Regions from separate parts of the Mus musculus genome. Here region 2 is linked to region 1. Evidence: chromatin contacts called from ENCODE POLR2A ChIA-PET data. All regions are on one chromosome and are shown on one strand. Each heading gives the region's core, a stretch centred on a gene start or an enhancer-like site at or near the end of the contact. The rest is flanking DNA. Distances are from core to core; before and after follow the strand shown. Region 1 holds the start of Lgr4 (leucine-rich repeat-containing G protein-coupled receptor 4). Region 2 has its middle 40 kb from the start of Gm22997.

What was found. ChIA-PET counts read pairs that join two places held with the same protein, here RNA polymerase II (POLR2A).
Region 2: POLR2A ChIA-PET joins it to region 1 with 10 read pairs in Patski. The contact joins the enhancer-like site here to the promoter of Lgr4 in region 1. POLR2A ChIA-PET finds 5 or more read pairs at or near these places in 3 of 5 experiments (Patski and embryonic stem cell).

What each region holds. Positions count from the first base shown.
Region 1 is chr2:109,913,305-109,919,839 of GRCm38, forward strand. Lgr4 (leucine-rich repeat-containing G protein-coupled receptor 4) reads left to right here and starts at 4,343. Exons shown (of 18, transcript NM_172671.2): 1 at 4,343-5,001. The coding sequence starts at 4,817. It overlaps Platr8 (pluripotency associated transcript 8), which reads right to left and starts at 15. Exons shown (of 5, transcript NR_033473.1): 1 at 1-15.
Region 2 is chr2:110,175,084-110,181,425 of GRCm38, forward strand. It overlaps a transcript of Ccdc34 not described here. Among named protein-coding and RNA genes, the nearest start is that of Gm22997, 40 kb to the right of the region's middle. Within about 2 kb of position 4,713, at least 1 of the 3 ENCODE cell types and tissues checked has a DNase peak (open chromatin) inside an H3K27ac peak, as active enhancers do.

The DNA.
Region 1 (6,535 bases), core at 3,093-5,592:
AAAATGGTATTTTATTCAGTCCTAGCGGAAACCGCAGCATTTACAGGAACTGGAAATCATTGTTAAGCAAAAGAAGCCAGACTCAGAAAGACCAATTCCCCAGGGTCCTCTCAAATGTAAACTACAGATTTAAAGTGGGGTGGGGCCACTGGAAGTAGAAAGCATACAGTGAAAAGGAAGGAAGAGCTCTTAAGTGAGAGTGGACAGTAAAAGGCAGGAAAGGACGAGATAAATGCGCGGGACAGGAAATCTGAAGGGAGCTTCTGAGGGAGAAAGGGGAGCAGCAGGAGGGCGCGGGGAAGCTAGGGACAGGGTGTCGGGCAGTGGGGTAATGCTGAACAGGAACAAGTGCAATGAGTTATAGGCGTGAAAACATCATGGTAAAACCCACTACTTTGTATATCAAAAAGGGAAAGCAGTTGGGTATGGTGGCACAGGGAAGGAAGGCAGGGACGGGAGGAGCTCTGTGAATTTGAAGCCAACATGGTTGTGAGCTCTGAGACAGCCAGTACTACATAGACTCTGACTCAAAAACAAACAAAGCAGCCGGGGCGTTGGTGGCACACGCCTTTAATCCCAACACTCAGGAGGCAGAGACAGGCGGATTTCTGAGTTCGAGGACAGCCTGTCTACAAAGTGAGTTCCAGGACCTCCAAAAAACCAAAACAAAACATGAACAACAAACAAGCAATCAGACCCATACACATAAACACGAAGAAAATCTTATTGGAATAAACACAGCAAGAACTGTTTGTTTATGCGTTTCATATGATTACTTTTGAGGTGCGATAATGAAGTTGAAGAATTGTGATAGAGATACCTTAAAAAAAAAAAAAACACCTAAAATACTTTCTTATTATTGGACCTTAGCAGGAACTCTACTGATGTTTACTGCAAACTTGTACTTTAACACTGAGTTAAATTCTCAATCCCTTGGGGAAAATTATTTCAATAGAACATAATGTAACAATGAAGATTAATTAAGAATAGCCATTAACGTCCCAAACATGAGGGAAAACTCATAAGTTGAGTGCAAAACAAAGCAAGTTGCAGAAAAGTCTTGAATGATACTTTTCTAAGCAATACTTAGTACATTGTTTAGGGACACAATGAAGCCGTGTAGCTAGGCATGGGAATTAACTATGACCTTTACAAAATGCTTACTTTGCAGGGAATGGAAGAAATAAAGAATGGGGGAGAAAGACAAAGAGAAATTCAACCATATTTGTAGCATTTTATTTCACAAGTGGCTGGCTGTAAATTCACGCTTGTGAAATCAGAGATATTTCAGAAAAAGTGAAACTCTGTATAATTGTTGAGCCCCTACTGTTCCAGTTTTAATGTGGTTTTAACCTTGGATTTTACCTAGTATGTAGGACATCTATATATATATATATACACTGTTCAGGTCCTTTTTATAAGAGTGTCAGGGTGGTGGGGCATTGTGGCCAAAGTCCAGCTTCTCTACCCATCAGCCCAGTGCCCTTTGCACAAAGGCACCAAAGTGAGCATGCCCAGATGGGAGCTTCCTTCACTTCCAGTGCCTCACAAAGGGCACAACAACTGGGTCACACTTTTACCTTCCCTTTCCTTTTAAAACAGTCTCCCTGTGTAGCCCATGCTGGAATTGACTTTGTGGTTCTCCATCTCCAGCTTCTATAGCTCTAGAGTTACAGTTTGTACCAACACAGCCACTTCTCAGGCTGCAGCCCTTACCTCCCTGCGGTGCCGCAAATGTACCCATCTGTGGGGCTAAGAGAAGCAGCTTCCTTCAGCAGACTAATATGTTGGATTTTTTTTTTCCTTGCTCTTTGCCAAGGGTGAAGGTTGAACTTGAGTTATCCTTGATATCTTCCCTGAGCTTAGGTGAGAGTGGTTGTCATTTGGGACAGTGCGCTGGATGTTGTTTCTTCATTTCATTGTGGTTTTATGTTCTAACAGGACAACTTGTCACAGAGATAAAAACTAATATAATAGATAGATTCATTCTCAGGGACGTTCACTGATGAGTAACTCTACGATTAGGGTTAGGGATATGAACCTTTTTCTTTTCTGTTTTGTTGTTGTTGCTGTTTTGTTTTTTTCAAGACCAAATTTCTCTGTGTAACAAGCCCTGGCTGTCTTCAAACTCACAGAGATCTGTGCTTTTTTAATTATACTGTACATGTGATTCTTATAACTACCAAAATTTGGAAACACTTGATGTACATACGTGTTTTGCCTGCATGTTTATGTGTTTACCATATATACACATGCATGCTTGATGCTCATGGAGACCGGGAGAATGTCAGATGCCCTGGTCTTGGAGTCACAGATAGTTGTGAGACACCATGAACGTGCTAGAAACAGAATCGATATCTTCTGCAAGAGCAGCCAGTGCTCTGAGCTACTGAGCTATCTCTCCAGCCACTTCGAAATACTTCTTTACTGAGGAGAGCTTCTTTACTGAAGAGAGAGAGAGAGAGAGAGAGAGAGAGAGAGAGAGAGAGAGAGAGAGAGAAACATGGAAATGAGTCTGGACATGGTGATTCATACTATTATTCCAGCATTCATGAAGCTGAGGCAGGAGGATGGTGAGTTGAGTTCAGTCTAGATTACATAGCAAAACTCTGTCAACATAAATATTTGTCAGAAATAAAAGCATCCATGAAGTGTATAGTTACCTTAATATAACAAAAAGTATACCTTAGAAGGAGTTGTGTTTTTTAAGAAAGAAGATTTTAGCTGGGCATGGTGGCACACGCCTTTAATCCTAGCACTTGAGAGGCAGAGGCAGGCAAATTTCTGAGTTCGAGGCCAGCATGGTCTAGAAAGTGAGTGCCAGGACAGCCAGGGCTATACAGAGAAACCCTGTCTCAAAAAACCAAAAAAAAAAAAAAAAAAAAAAAAAAAAAGACTTTAAGTATCAATTAGAATTAGACTTTTTCCTCACTTTATTTACTCATGAAATTGGCTGAAAAGTAATAGAAATGGAAAAACAAAAACAAAAAACAAGTTGCGGAGGCTTCTGAAATACTAACTAGACCAGGAGTGAGATGATCTTGGGCAGAGGGCAGAAGAACATGGTATCCAAGAGATTCTGAGGCCTTGTCTATAAAGTCTGAGCGCCACTGGTCTTTCTTTTTAAAGTTCTCTTTCAACCTTATAGTGAGGAAATTCATCTTTCTTAAAACTTGTCTGTATTTATTTATCCATTAGCATAACTTTAGAGTATATGGATTCAACCTGACTTTATTATTATTTAGCATATTCTTTAATGTAGAGATGGTAGATTTTTTTTTTTTTATTTAGGAAATCGGCTAGCTTTTCGTTAATTTATTTACATTTTCTTTTTTTTTTATTTGCATGAGGTGGCTAGTTAACTTTATACAGTATAGATATTTTAATGCTCTTCTTGCTCTAATGTAATGGGTTCATTAAAAATGTGTACAATCTAGAGTAAAAACAACCAAAGGCCTAGGAGAAAGCAAGAAAAGAGGCACTGAGAATGCTGATTTTTTTTTTTCTATAAACATTATGTGGGAAAAAGGAAGGGATGCTGATAGTTAACACACAAGTTGTTTCTGGTGTCTCAGGGGCAGTCAGCTGGCACTCAAATGTTCTCTTCCAGTGCTGGTTAACCGGCACCTCCTTGGCTGGACTCCTCAACATCCTTGTGTTTAGGGAGAAAGAAGTCTGATTGGTGTCATGGATGATTAACCGCTAATTTAGCTCCCAAGTGTGAATGAAAAAGGGTACTAAGATCTCAGAGGTGATGTGAGATACAGGAGGGGTCACGCTGTTTTAATTTAGTGCACGGTTGAACTCAAAAATTTGGATCAGATAGAAAGAAATGTTTCTCCCTCCTTTTCGACCCCCACCCCCACCCCCATTTCTTTCCTCTGTTTGCAAAGCTCTCAGTGCCCTTGCCCTTAAGAACAGCGAAGAGTCATTTGACACGTCTGAAAGCTGGAGGCGAGTTTTACTTTTCAGGTCATCCAATTTAGGAGATCCAATTTCTGCGGAGGGGAGAAAAAAACTGGGTGGGGGAGGGAAACAGCAGACTCCTGGTCTTCCGATCTGTCTACCTTCAATACACAACCTGACATGCAGATCCAGCCAAGTCAGGGCTTTTACTTGAACCTCCACTACCAGCCCCAGCAGCAGCAGCACAACCTTGTCACTCATTCCAGAGAAACACGCCCCATTCCTCTTGACCAATAATGGCTCCACTGCCTGCATAGTAATGAGCTCGAGACCTCCCCTGACCAATAGCGCTCCCGGAGCGGGGTTAGTTTTGCATGTACCTAAATGATTTGCATAACCCGGCGGCCAGGGGCTCCCGAGGCGAGCGTGCAACCCTAGAAGGGAAAAGGACGCGCGGAGCGGGAGCCGCCTCGGGGAGAGCGCGGACAACCAGGGTGTTTGTGAGAGCTGGGGCGGGGGTTGGGACGCCTGGCCGGCATGGCTGGAGGCTGCGCTCCGCAACCTTGAGGAGCTGTGCGGCTGGAGGAGGCCCGGGACAGGAGGCGGCGGCGATGGCAGCGCGCGGCCCGGGCAGCCGCTCTGGGCCGGGTCGGCTGGCCTGAGCCGCGGGGCTGCCGGTGCGCGTCCATGGAGCAGCGGGAAGGGAGAAACTGCGGAGCGCCGCGTCCTAACGCTCCGGCGGCAGACTGCTGAAGGAAGCGAGCGCACGCGGACCGCCGAGGGACGGCGCCCGGGCCCCGAGCCCCGCAGGCCGGCTGCCCCTGGTGCGGCGCGGTGCGGCGGAGGGCAGCGGAGGCGAGTCGAGCGAGAGGAGCCGCGGGAGAGGCGGGCGCGGGCGGCGGCCGCAGCAATGCCGGGCCCGCTGCGGCTGCTCTGCTTCTTCGCCCTGGGGCTGCTCGGCTCGGCCGGGCCCAGCGGCGCGGCGCCACCTCTCTGCGCTGCGCCCTGCAGCTGCGACGGCGACCGTCGGGTGGACTGCTCCGGGAAGGGGTTGACGGCGGTACCGGAGGGGCTCAGCGCCTTCACCCAAGCACTGTGAGTGCGGGCGACCGGGCTGCGGGTTGAGGGACCCGCGGGCGCTGCGGGGCGGAGCCAGGGCTCGACCCCAGCCCCCAACCCCAGCGCCCTGGGGGTGCACGAATCACCTGTGTGTGTGTGTGTGTGTGTGTGTGTGTTGGAGGGTCAGGGGGATTGGCCCCCTTTCCCGTATGCTGGCCTCTCCAGACTTAGCCACTTTGAATCTGAACCTCTAGGAGCTTTTTCTTTTTGCAGCTTTTTTTTGGGGGGGGGGGTGCAATTACTACCTCCTACCCCCCACCCCCCACCTCAAATCGCAAGTGCATTTAGGGCCAGGAGGGAGGATGCTGGAAACGCTTGCCCTTGGCAGCCTTTCACGTGACCTCTTCCCCCATGCGGCCCCCTGTTCGGCTGGCAAAACTTTGGCCACGGATGAGGGCGCCTAGAACTTGGCCTGCGTTTGCCGACCAGGCACGTTCCATGGGGAAGCACCTGAATACCCCCAGGGTTCCCGCAGGCGGAGTGAAGAAACACCTGTACCTAAGAAGGGGAATCGCTTTCCAGTTTGGCCCCGTCCTGCCTGTGCAGTGTGACACCTTAGCTCAGATCCACTCGGGACTCATTACCACGAGCAGAGCCCAGGGAGGAGGAGAAGGATTCGGCCTACCCTGGGCGGGGATCCTTAGTGAATAAGGCATTTAAAAGAAGGAATGCTGACCTGAGGTAGAGAATGTTGGGAGAGAAAGTTCTAGAGCATGTGATCAGTGCAGTCTGTAAGGTGGGCAACCGTTTTCCGCCTGTACCTTCAGCAGAGCCTTTCGTGTGAGCTGCCTGTGGTCAGGAAGAGTAGCATAGATGGTTCTGACCCTCCCCACCTCCTTCCCCAGAGACCCAGAGAGCCTTTAGCATCTCAGGGAAGAGGGGGAATCTGAAATAGGTGTTGGAGGTGATGTTGGCAAATGCCACCCGTAGAAAAAGAATGGGGTAATTGAGCGGAGGGCAGCTTGTATGGCCCTTTCAGCCTTCTCGTGTTGTGTGGCCTATTGCATGATTAAATCAGGAGCAGTCAAAGACCTGCTAGAGAGGAAGGGGCCCCGAGAGGCCCTCTGGCAAAGGAAACTTCCTTTTTACCTTCAAGCTATCAAAAGAGACCTCTTAGGCGTAGCTTTAAAGGAATAACAGATCGTGTGAAGGGAAAACTCCCTTTTAGGCAAGCTGGGGCATCACTGTATTTCCAGGTGGGTGGTGCCGAGGCATTCGGCTGGCCCTCTCAGGTTGGGGATGTGGAGAACTGAGACCCTTGGCTTTGCACCCTAGTCTCAGATTTTGGCCCAGTCTTAGGTGTTGTTGATGCCTGGAAAGACCCTTTCTTTCGAAATGATATTTGACTTTTCACCAAACCATGTGAAGCGATTTGCTCATAGAGGTCTATTAAATCTGAGCAGGGCTGGCAGGTGAGGAGCTAGGGTTTTCCTGTTTCTTGAAACTCTTTGGAAATAGAGAATTCAGGCAGAAAGAGAACTGACTTTACCAGAACCACATAGAATTATGG
Region 2 (6,342 bases), core at 3,463-5,962, 260 kb after region 1:
GACACCATCACACTGTGACTGTTAAGGATGCCATCACACTTCCGACTACTTTCCTTTCCTGACCAGTTCCTTTGCTGTTGCTTTATTGATTCTGCAAGAACATGACTGTGTTTCCAATGCCTAACAACTTCTCAGTTATTTGCCTAAACAATGTCCAAGAACTACAACTAACTATGTAGTTAAAAGTGACCTTGACTCTTGATCCTCCTGCCTCTGTCTACCAAATGCTGGCAGTGCAGACATGAACCACCATGCCTAATTCAGGCTCCACTTTCTTTTCTACTCCAAACCTCCATCTTTTCTGCCTTGAAAAAATGCTGAGTACTATTTTTTTTAAGTAGGTATGTGAGAAGCAGCAATGTAACAAACACCCTGTTGGCACTGAAGTCTGATTGACTTGGATTAAGTTCTGGTCGGTGGGCAGCGACTTGGGTGGTCTGTTACCCTTTTGGGAAGCAAGCATTTACCCCAAAGTGTATGTTGAAGACTGAAGAAAAGTTTAACAGAATCTAACCAATCCATGTGCTTTATCTTTTTTTTTAAATAAAAATAAAAACCTAGAAAATGTTCCTTTCTAAATTTTATGTTGTTGTTTTTAATCCCCCTTTTGCTTGATGACGAGCTTGCAAAACAATCTGCTACCTTCTAAGAATGCAAATGGTCTATAAACCTGCAGTGACCAGGACATAAAACGCAATACAGCACTGTAATTTTACTAAGTCTCAGGTAATGTGAGAAAGATTTTAAGTGAGTGTTTTTAATGTGTCCTCATGAAGCCACAATTCAAACTCGAGTTGTATTGTCAGAGCCTAAACCTTAGTCGCTCTTGCTAAAAGATGTTATTCTGACACCTTTCTTAGACTGGGAGGTAAGAGTGGGCAGAGGGAGCCAGGATACTCTTTGGCAGGTAATAGACAGCCATCAAGAGAAGGACATTTCTATAGCATACAGCAGTGAAGGTACCATTGCAGGGCACAGTGTCAATGAGACACACAGGGAAAAGCCTTGGTGTGTGGGCTCAGGCACTTGCAAGGACTTAAGGTGAGCCCTCAGCCTTGTCCTCGTTCACATGTAGGCATCTCTAATGGGTCTTGGAAAGGAAAAGGTTTCAGTATAGGGAGCCTCAATATGGAATCTGGGGGATATGCTGGTAGATGTTGGGACTGCAAAACAGAAGTGTAGTCACTTCAGGCAGAAGGAGGTTTGGGCAAGGACATTTTCATGGTTGGCTTTATTCTTCATTACTGCAATATTTCCTTTGCTCTGTGTGAGGAGGAGTGGGGGAAGAGCTGATTTTGAGTTTAGAGCTCCTCCCTTCTTCTAGGTGTCTTGTATATGTATCATCTCTTCTGGGCCAACTAACAATGTTTTGAGGTAGACAGGTAGCGCTAGTACTTGTCTTGGTTTTAGGGGAACTGCCAAGGCTTGGAAGCATAGGGGATTTGTTTAGTATCTTTGAAGGCACAGCGTGTTAATCTGGACTTTCAAATTAGTTCCATAGGACTGAAAGTTCCCACTGGGTTCAGAAACAAAATGACATCAGCATGTGTGAAGGCCAACCAGCATTTACCAAGTGATAGATGGGGATAGTGCAATGCAGGTAACAATAATTTAGTGCCCCGTTCAAAAAAATATTCACAGAAAGGAGTCAGGACTAGCCTCTGGGAGGGGAGGGGGTGAGAAGTGAACTTCTTCACATACTTACATTGCTTTCTAAAGTGAGGACACTTGTGGTTTTATTCCAGAAATTACCCCCCACCCCACCCCTTTTCTCCCTTCAATTTCAGTTGATAGAATGAAGAGGCTGTGAATGAATGGCAGACATTGTTCTTGGGGAGTGACCAGGCAATGTGGTGACTTGCAGTGAGTGAGCTCACAGAAAGGCATTTTTATTGGAAGTTTCTTTCACTTTAAGCTGCCTGCCCTGCATGGCTTGCTCTGAGAGCCTTTCTTCAGCAGCTTGTCCTGAAAATCTTGCTGGACCTCTTCCCTCTGGCTGAGAGAATCTCCATTGCTGACCCATTTGAGAGCAGCCCATAGGATAAGTGGGATTTGTGTCTGAGCCTGGGGGGTGGGGGGGGGGTGCTGCCCTGGCAAGCTAGTCAGTCACTGCAGTGTTCCCTCCTGAGACCAACAGTCCTGGGACTTTCAGGTCTTCACTATTCCTTTACCATGGGGAGTCTGCTCAGGCTGGGGTACCTCCTAAAGCCTCTTGGTTGTCTTAGTTTGGAACGGGGTCTGAGGGGAATGTGAAGCAGATTCCAAAGCCATATGGGCAGAGTGTAATCAGGTCCATATTGTCCTCGGCCCACAGGCAACCATTCACTGACCTCTCCCTGATGTCCCTGTGGTTCTCAAGTTTCCCAACCTGCTCACTCTGAGTACATGGAATTGGCTCTCCAGCTCAGGGAGATACTCATAGCTTCAGGCCCACTGTTTAGCCCTGTGGGGACTAGAACTAAAAAGGCCTCTCTCCCAACTGGGTTGTTTATTTTCAAAGATAGTACATTGCGTGTGTTGCCATGAAGCCAACAGGAAGGACCGTGGGTAGATTATTGCTGTAGGCATTACATCCAGCAGCTGGGGACTTCCTTCTCCCCAACCTACTTAAGTCACACTCATGACTGATGATTGCAAAGAAGAACAAAAAGAACACACTGCAGATGGACCACTAGTGGGAACTTGAAAACCAACATTGCTTGCTCCTGGCAAAAGTCTTTGCCTGACATTGAAGGCGGCACGGTGAGAGATGCAGTCATCAAAGACAGGTGTTAATGGAGCCAGGCAAAACTGGATTCAAGCCCCCAAACACATCTTTCACTAATATGGTGACTCTGAATGCATTCTGACCCTTCAATCTGTGCTTCAGAGCCCGAGCAGAAGAAAATAATACTGCTTTTCTCCTAGTGCTGTTCTGGGTGTTAAGTGAGACAAACGCAAGGAGCACAGCACTTAGAGCAGGGCCTGGCAAACAGCCAGTGCTCGGCCAGTGCTGGCCGTGGTTATAGAAAAATGCAGTCCAGCATCTAGTGCCAAGGACACGCTCCACGAATATCGCTGTTCCCTAGGCTCCTGGAATGCCAGGGCTGGAAGGGACCTCCTCTAAAGTCAAATGCATTTGCTTGTCTCCTTGCAAATGAGGGACTCTGAGGGCCTGAGAGGGTCCATGTTCTGAATTTAGGGACTTACTCTCACCTCAGCTTGTCTCTTCAAACTCAGTGTAGTTCTTGAAGGTGGATTTGTTGTGGGAAATTCTATTTTTTATGATGTCTCGTAGAAAGAAAAGACACTCCAAGTTTCATTTGATTTAAGAGCTAGTTGTGCTATGGGAAAAATTGAAAATACTAGACTATAAATCGGTTTCAATGTGATGGGCAGCTCATTAATTTTGTGGTTGCTATCCAATGACTGAGCCTTGAGACTCAGGTTTTTGTTTGTTTTGTTTGTTTGTTTGTTTTTTGTAAAATGGATATGTGAGCAAGACTCACTTCAAAATGTGCTTGTGACACTTTAAACGAGCTAACTTGAAGATTTTAAAAAGATGCTTGGCAAAAGCTGAAATGATGGGTCAGTGCTTAATGGCACTTGCTGTACAATCATGAAGACAGGAATTTGGATTCCAGTAGCTGCAGTATAAGCTGTGTGTTCTGAGCATGCCTGTAACCCCAGATCAGAAGGGAAGCAGAGATAGGGAGGTTTGGGGGACTTCCTATCTTCTTCTCTGTTGTGTTTTATAAAAAGATAAAAAGAAAGGAGGCTCAGTATGGTGTAGGGGAAGGGCTCTGTGGGCCCATGCTGAGGCATACCTTCCCCCCAGGGTACTAGCCAAACATGAAGGTATAGTATTGAATAGACTTTATTTAGGGAATGGGAAGGGGAGTTGAGGGAGGAGAGATAGAGAAAGGGAGGGAGGGAGGGAGAGAGAGAGAGAGAGAGAGAGAGAGAGAGAGAGAGAGAGAGAGAGAGAGAGAGAGAGAGACCATGAGCACATGGAGAGAAAAGGGGGAGAGGGAATGGGGAAGAGGGTAATGGGCAAGAGCAAGAGGAGAAGAGAGCAAGAGAGTAAGGAGGGGGCAAGCAGCCTCTTTGATTGTGAGTCAGGCACACCTGGCTGCTGTCAGGTAACTGAGGGGTGGACGGAGCTTAGAGGAAGTGCCAACATACCCTATCTTTGAAAATTAAAAAACCAAGTTCAGGGAGAGACCCTGCCTTAGAGAAATATAAAGAAAATGATAGAGGAAGACATTCATGCTCCCTTCTGGCCTCCATGCTTGTGTGTCTTTACACAAATGAGTGTACACACACACACACACACACACACACACACACACACACATGTTCACACAATAGTCTTTTTCATTGTTTATTTTATTTATTTACACCCCAAATGCTGCCCTCCCTCCTAGTCCCCCTCGCAGAGTCCTTCCCCTTCCACTCTCCCTTTCACCTCTGACAGTGCGCCCCCCATAAACTCTTAAAGAATGCTATTTATCTCTCCACAAACACCTACTCCTCAACTAAGTCATTTTGTTAGAAGCCATTCTTAAGAACTCAGTCCCTGCTTCCGGCTAGTTTTGCACCTCAGTGTCAGAACTAGTGACCTAGATCCGCATGACTGAGGAGCCTGAGCTGCAGCCTGGTGGAGAGGTTGCTTGGATTCATGGGATAGAAGGGTCCTGGCTTGCATTCCTGGCATGATTTTAGGATCCCAGCCTGGCCTGGCTCTGTGGCCTGTGCCATTGAGAGTCACAGATTGCATCATTCTGCTTCGTAATTATTTCTCCCGAGAGGAAAGCAGAGGCTCTCCTTTGTTCAATTAGGAGTGGTGGGCAAGGCCGAGCAGTGAAGCAGGGCAGCTGTCAGGAGAATTCAGGCTGGAGCAGGCTCAACAGGGAGGAACCCAGGGAAATGTGATATGTACTACCCAAGTAGCTCCCCACGCCTGCTCCTCCCGGGTCCAGCTGCTCAGGAGAAGGGAGGAAGCTAACATTTTCCCTCTGCCATTGTGTTCTGGACAGGTTCATCAATCTCAGCTTATCTCTCCCTCATAGTCACTCAAGCTGGTTATCGGCCTTCTTTATGGACGAGGAAGAGGAAGCTCAAGGGCACACATAGAAGCAAGGGCAGCATTCACGTCCAAGACCTGGGACTACTAAACCCCCGCTCCTTATGCTACTGGATAAATCCTGCTGGCCCAGCCAGGCAATTGCCAGGAGCATCTGGCTTCTCATCAATCACCGCAACCCATGGCAGGAAGACACAGAAATAAACCTAGAGGCAGGGACTCCTGGAATTAAGAGCCGAAGCTAACAGAAGATCAAGCCTGCGGCTGTATCCTGGTTCCGATATTCCTCACTCTCTTCCCACCACCTGCGCCTTAGTCTTACTGTCCCTTGTACCCCAAAATGCCATGGACAGAACGTTGGCCTGGAGAAGGCACCTGTCCTGGTGCCAGCCCAGCATGCTTGGCCTTCACAACAATAGCTGGAAGGGCCTCTTAGAGCAAATACTTCCTGAAGTGCCCAGAGCAGCCACTGTCCCTGCTGCTCAGGAACAATCACAGCACATACCAACTTCCGTGTTGTGCTCCGTTTTCCAGTCTCATGGGCCTGCTGCTGAATGCTGCTGAGGCTTTTAGCTCTCTTCAATAGGCAGGCCAATGACACGCACAGAAAGCCAAGGCTCGGACTAGGAAGGCCCTGAACACTCTAGGATAACTTTAGATTTTTTTTTTCCCAAAAATATATATTCAGAGGGGAAAGAAATTAGAACTTCTAGTTTTCTTTAGTCTTCCTTCAAATCCAGTGCCTCTTCTTTCGTCTTTCAACATTGCAAACAAAATGGGAAGGGCTTGGGATTTACCTAGGTGGCAGAGCCCTTGTCAAGTATGTGTCATACACACACGGGGGTGCTGTGGGGTGGATAGGGATAGAGAGACAGAGAGATAGATGGAGGAAGAAATTCAATATGGATATTCACATATATATATATATATATATATATATATATATATATGTATGTATGTATGTATGTATGTATATTTCATAATGACAGCACCTCTGTCACGTTTCAGGTATCACTATGTGACACTACCCTGGGCAACTTGAGCCCCCCCACTGTCAACTTCTGGAGATGGCCTGAAGCCAACAGGTGAAATTGAGGATTTCTGTGAGAGTGTTGGGTAGTAGAGCACAGGATGACAGAAACACAGGATAGCAGAGACACTGACTCTCACCAAATGGCTGGAGAATCAGGACAGCTGGCTGCAGAATGTAAAGGAGAGGACATTAGATTTGGGAATATATAAACAAGTGGATGCTTTCTAAACAAATGTAAAAAGGG